Linked DNA regions of Mus musculus: region 1 is linked to region 2. Evidence: chromatin contacts called from ENCODE POLR2A ChIA-PET data. All regions are on one chromosome and are shown on one strand. The core of a region is the stretch at or near the end of the contact, and the rest is flanking DNA. Distances in the headings are between cores, read along the strand shown. Region 1 holds the start of Zfp428 (zinc finger protein 428). Region 2 overlaps Smg9 (smg-9 homolog, nonsense mediated mRNA decay factor (C. elegans)).

What was found. ChIA-PET counts read pairs that join two places held with the same protein, here RNA polymerase II (POLR2A).
Region 1: POLR2A ChIA-PET joins it to region 2 with 13 read pairs in embryonic stem cell. The contact joins the promoter of Zfp428 here to the enhancer-like site in region 2. POLR2A ChIA-PET finds 5 or more read pairs at or near these places in 3 of 5 experiments (Patski and embryonic stem cell).

Annotation. Positions count from the first base shown.
Region 1 is chr7:24,505,817-24,508,516 of GRCm38, reverse strand. Zfp428 (zinc finger protein 428) reads right to left here and starts at 1,430. Exons shown (of 3, transcript NM_146183.2): 1 at 1,081-1,430.
Region 2 is chr7:24,414,111-24,416,810 of GRCm38, reverse strand. It overlaps Smg9 (smg-9 homolog, nonsense mediated mRNA decay factor (C. elegans)), which reads right to left. Exons shown (of 14, transcript NM_028047.2): 7 at 1,761-1,872; 8 at 217-312. Among named protein-coding and RNA genes, the nearest start is that of Smg9, 16 kb to the right of the region's middle. Within about 2 kb of position 1,355, at least 1 of the 3 ENCODE cell types and tissues checked has a DNase peak (open chromatin) inside an H3K27ac peak, as active enhancers do.

The DNA.
Region 1 (2,700 bases), core at 181-2,680, 92 kb before region 2:
TCAGATGTTGGGCCCCTCTAATTCTGTAGTAATACATTATTTTTGGAAAAACTCGCACCATTCAGCAAAGAAAAACTGAGGACAACTGGTTGTTTCTATTTTAAATATTTAATATATGTGTTCCATGCAACAATACCTAGGATTAGCCATTCCATAAACCCACTCCCCCTTCTTTTTTTGAGATCTGATGCCCTCCCCAAAAGGAAAAAAAAAAAAAAAAAAAAAACAGGTCTAGAATAGCGAATCCTCCTGCCCCAGCAGGAATTATAGGCGCGTGACACCACACTGGGCTTTAACTATTATTCTACTTGACCATCACAGCAAGGATTGTTAGGACTTTTCTTGGGGGTTTACTTGGGGACAGCCATCCCTCTCCAAACCCACATTATATAAAGCTTCTTCCAGAACGTTCCGGATATCAAGTGGAAGCATTAGGACAGGTGGAAGCCAGCTGGGCGTGGTGATGCACCTCTGCGAACTCAGCACTTGGTAAATTATAAATTCTAGGTTGTACTCCGCGATATTGTGGGTCCAAAACCCAGCTACATGAAACCGTATGCCTCAGTTCCCTCAAAAGCAGAGTGGCCAGGACCCCACCCACACATACGCCTCACAGTGCGTGAGTGAACACAATAGATACCTTTCCGCACAACGCTAGGTAGGACTGGGACTCGGACAAACCCCGGTACCAAACAATAAAGATCAGCTCCCACAATGCCCCGTGACAGCGTCCCACGATGCCTCGGGCCTTTAACGACCACCAGGCACCCAAACGCTCCTTGCCCCGGGGCTTCTCACAGAAGGCGTGTGCGACGAAAAAAAAAAAAAAAAAAAAAAAAAAAGTCCCCTCCAGGAGCCCAGGCCCTTCCCAGAATGCCCCAGGCCCAGAACGCCTGGCCCACGGGCTCCCACAATGCCTCGAGGCGAAGCTGTGCTGGGTCCCGAGCCGCGTGCTGGGGAAAGCAAGGGACTCCCGGGCCGGTCACTCGGCCAAGCGGCCGCGGGCTCCCGTCATGCAGCGGGGCTGTATCGCCCGCTTCCCAGCATGCCCCGCGGCCCCCCCCAAGCTCGGACACTCACCGACGCCGGCGGCCCCGGATCAGGCTCGGCGGTGGCGGCTGCACGCCCGGGCACTGCGCCTGCGTTTCGGGAGGCTAGGCGAGCGGGCGAGCGAACGGGCGAACGAGCGAGGGGCGAGCGAGGGGCGCGTGCGCGGTCAGATGGACCATTCCCGGAGGTCGATGGGAAGAGGGGCTCAGAGGATGGCGAAGGCTGTAGAGCTCACGCCGGCGGGGGTGGCGGGCTCTGCCGCTCACGGCCCCGCTAGACTTGGTACAGTCTGCGGCCCGAAGGGTGAAGAAGCTTTAAGAATCGCGCGTGCGTGCGTGCGCGGTAGAGCGAACGCGCCTTATAAATAGTGGATGCCTTGGAATGAGGGGGGAGAGTGGGGGCCTAAATACTCGGCCCGGATCCCCCGGGCTGGAGGCTCGCTCATTTGCATAATCCTAGCGCGGGACAAAGGAAGGCCTCCCGCACTGGAGGATGTGATTTGCATATTCCCGGGAGAGGCTGTTCTTCAGAGCGCAGTGATTAGCATATGGATGGGGAGGGGGGGGGCACCTGGAAAAATAAAGCGCATGCGTGTAGGGGACTGCAGACTTAATCGTGGTGGGCTGGCAACCTTGTCCCGAAACTACCGAAGGTCTGGGACCCCGTTCACGTCCCTGTCACCTAGGATAAATTCCTGGACAGCACGTGGTTTCTGCGTTGCGAGAGATCTGAACCCCCAGTCTAAGGAAAACGAACCACATTTGATTAGACAAATACTTAGAACTGTCAAGACCTGGAAGAGAGAGAGGTAGACGGCAGGAGGCCGTGGATGCCAGAAACGCCTGCCCCAGCTCGAGGTTCTGCAAGGGCTTCCAAGGGCTGATTTTTAAGCCAGGTCTGAACTGGAGCCAAGTAGAATGCCAAAAAGCAGAGGGAATAGCTGATGCAAATTTCCAGAGGCAAAGTAGTGCTTGCATTCTTAGAGGGAGTCAAGGCAGCTTTTCCGTGGAGCACAATTAGAAAGTCTGCTATAGGTGTTTGCTTTTTTATTTCTTTTTTTGTTTTTCTTTCTTTTCTTTCTTTTTTTTTTCTTTTTTGAGGCAGAGTCTCATGTAGCTCAGGCTAGCCTCCAACACCTGGGTCGAAGAAAATGACCTTGAACGCTACCTCTTGAATGTTGAGATTACAGGCATATGGCAGCCAGCCCAGCTCCTGTGGGTAATTTTAAAGGGCCATAACTTCATGCTGACTATTTGTAGCCATCCCTACAGCCCTCTCCTTCCCGAATGCTTTTATCACTAGCAATTTAAAACTCTAGAGTCCCATTACACCACAGAAAAGGAATAGTTGTGTTTTGCTTTGTTTCTGAGAGTCTCCTTGTGTATTCTGGAACTCACTCTAGCTCCGGGTGGTTTTCGTCAACTCCCTGCAGTTCTCCTGCCTCAGCTTCCCAAAGGCTGGGGTGGCAGGTATGCACCTCCCACACCTGGTCTCCCAGTCAAACTTGTGTCCCTGACGCCTCTTCTGGACCCACCCACCGTTTTATCTGGTCCATATCCCCAGCACTTCAAACACAGTAATCCCTTTGCTGTCTCAGGCTTTGATCTTGCCTTTCGATTCATCGGGAAAACCCTTTGTCCCTGCTGCTCC
Region 2 (2,700 bases), core at 106-2,605:
AGGCACACTGAGCCTCTTTCTGTGTGCAGCACTGTGGCCTGTTTCCTTACAGCCGCGTGGAACCTAAGTGTGGTCGGGCAGGAAGCAGCCGGCCTTCCACAGAGGGGCACCGGCCTGAGGTGAGGAAGTGACTGCCTGAGGCCGGGTGCGACCCTCAGCCAGAGCTGCCCTTTTCCCCACCGCCCAGCCTTTGGCAGGCTCGCTGAGAGCCCTCACCTGCATTTCCACATAGGTGTGAGGGAGGTTATACTCTGGAGGCAGTTTGCGGTCGTTATTGATGAGGTGGTCCAAGATGGATGGGCTGAGGATGGGCTGCAAAAAACGAACGGTGGACGGGGAGGGCAGGGTTACCATGAGGTAAGCTCTGAGAGTGTAGGCAAACCCTGCTAGCAGCACAGCAGGCCACTTCTAACGAGTATAGGGCTGGCAGCAAGCGGAGCTAACCACTGTACTCCAAAGCCGACGCATCTTCCCAGGCCTTGCTGTTCTCCAGTGCCTGGTGCCCAACGGCAGCTCCTGGTAAATTTCACACAGCGTGAATGAGCCCCATCCCCTTAAAGACTCTTTGTTGTTGGCTGTTTCATGTGTTTCCAAAGCTTTGCTGAAATAATTACTTAGGTCAAAAAATGATGAGTGTGAAACCTGGTGCGGATTTACAAATTACATCAGTGCCTGTTAGAGAAGCAGTGGTTCGGAACTCTCCTTAAAGCTACAGTCAACTTGCAAACTCAGTCTGACAGTCTCCCTGGCTCTCAGCACGGTGCGAGCTGTTCTGGAAGGCGCTATTTCCCAGAACGGTCCTCTCTTCTCTCTCCTCTGGCCCCTGACTCAGCCCAACTCGTGTGCAGGTCCCTGCATCCCTTGCATGATGCCCTCCTCAGGCGGCAGATTTCTGCTCTGCGTCATCAAAGCCACCAAGAGAGAATACCAACAATGGTCCAGGCCCAGAGCCCAAAATGCTGGGGATGGGGAGAGCAGACACAGCAGCCAGTCACACCGCAATGGAGGTGATGTGGACAGCAGTGGTACCGGAGGCTGGAAATGTCCAAGAAGCATGTCCCACAGGAGTCTTCAGAAGGGAGGCATGGTCCAGGCAAACAGGCAACAGCATAGAGACTGTTCTAGGACCCCAATGCTGACAGCCAAGAGCATCCAGCTCAGGTCTACCTCCTGTTTACACTACTGCTAAGACTTTACTCTCTGAACTGTAGGAACGACTCAGGCAGGCAGGCAGGCAGGCAGGCAGGGTGACTCCCCTTTTCTGAAACTCAGGGGCAGAACTGGGGAAGGACCTGAGCAAGGCTGCACAGTTCACAGACAGCTTCAAGTGGAGAGAACAGGCTGAGATAGTGAGGCCCTGCTGACTCCTCACGAGGGTGAGGACGGCAGCCAGTAGGCCTCAGTGCACACTGCCTGACGCCAGGCTGAGGCCCTGGAGGAGCAGGAGCTGAGGAAAGCTGCCCAGATTTCCACGACCCAACAGCAGTGACAGCCTGAGCAAGAACCTCGTCCCCGGTGCTGGCCAAGCACTGTGCCTGGACTGTTACAATGACTCCTCAGAGCTCCCAACAGGTAGAGCCCGCACTCCTGTCGGGTAAGACCAGGCCTGGGGGCAGAGGTCACAGGGCTGCTAAGGCTGAAGTTCAGGATCTGGACCCACACAGCTCCCAGGCCACCCCCAAAGTCATGCTGCTCAGAGATCCTTCAGGCCACTCTGACAAGAGGAAGCAATGGGCAGGGAGAGGCGCTGGGGCCCGCACCTGTGTGTCTAGGAAGACAATCCGCTCTTGGGTAATGAAGAAGTCAATGCCACTGGTCTGGTTGCCCCCTCGTTCCTTCATCTCTGCACTCTGAGCCCGGAAGACATACGCTCTGTGAGGAGGAAAATGAGGGCTGTGTGGGCTGTCTGGCTCCTCTCCTCTCATCCCCAGAGAATACCCTGAGAAGTGGACACTGGAGCTGAGATTCTCTGCCAGCCCCAGGCCTTACATCTCCACCATCTGTGGCCATAGTTGGGGGATGATGACATGTTTGTTGCCCCCAACCTTACTCCACCCCATGGGTACATTAGGTCCAGCTAAGGGAGTCAGCAGACTCATGTGCTCCCAGGCAGAGACAGCTAGCCCAACACTGCAGAGCTCAACTCTGTCCTCCTGGTCCTTAAGCCCTCCCACCTGATTGCTGTTTGTAAAGTGGAGATGATGAGGGCAGGGACACATCTTTAATCCCAGTACCAGGAAGTAAAGGCAAGCCAACTTCCATTAGTTCCAGGCTAGCTGGCTACAGAGTGAGCTACATTGTAAATAATAATAAAAATAGCCAGGTACTATGGTACATATTAATCGCAGGACTCAGTAAACAAGGGCAGGTTAATCTCTATGCAGCCAGCCTGGTCTACACAGCAAGACCTTGTTTCATTTTTTTTTTTTTTTTTTAATGGAAGCAATGATACAACCCACCCAAGTATGTCTGACTTTTGGTACTGTGACACAAATGCTGCCATCCACAAAGCTCACACTCAAGCCTGTGTACTTAGGCTACGGAGCTGGCTCAGTGGGTAAGAGTGTGCACTGTTCTTCTAGAGGATCCAGGCTACATTCCCAGCACCCAGGGCTCACGACCAACCTCACCTCCAGCAACAGGGCATCCCTTACCTTCTTTGGCCTCATGGGCACCTACATACATATGTAAATAAAAATA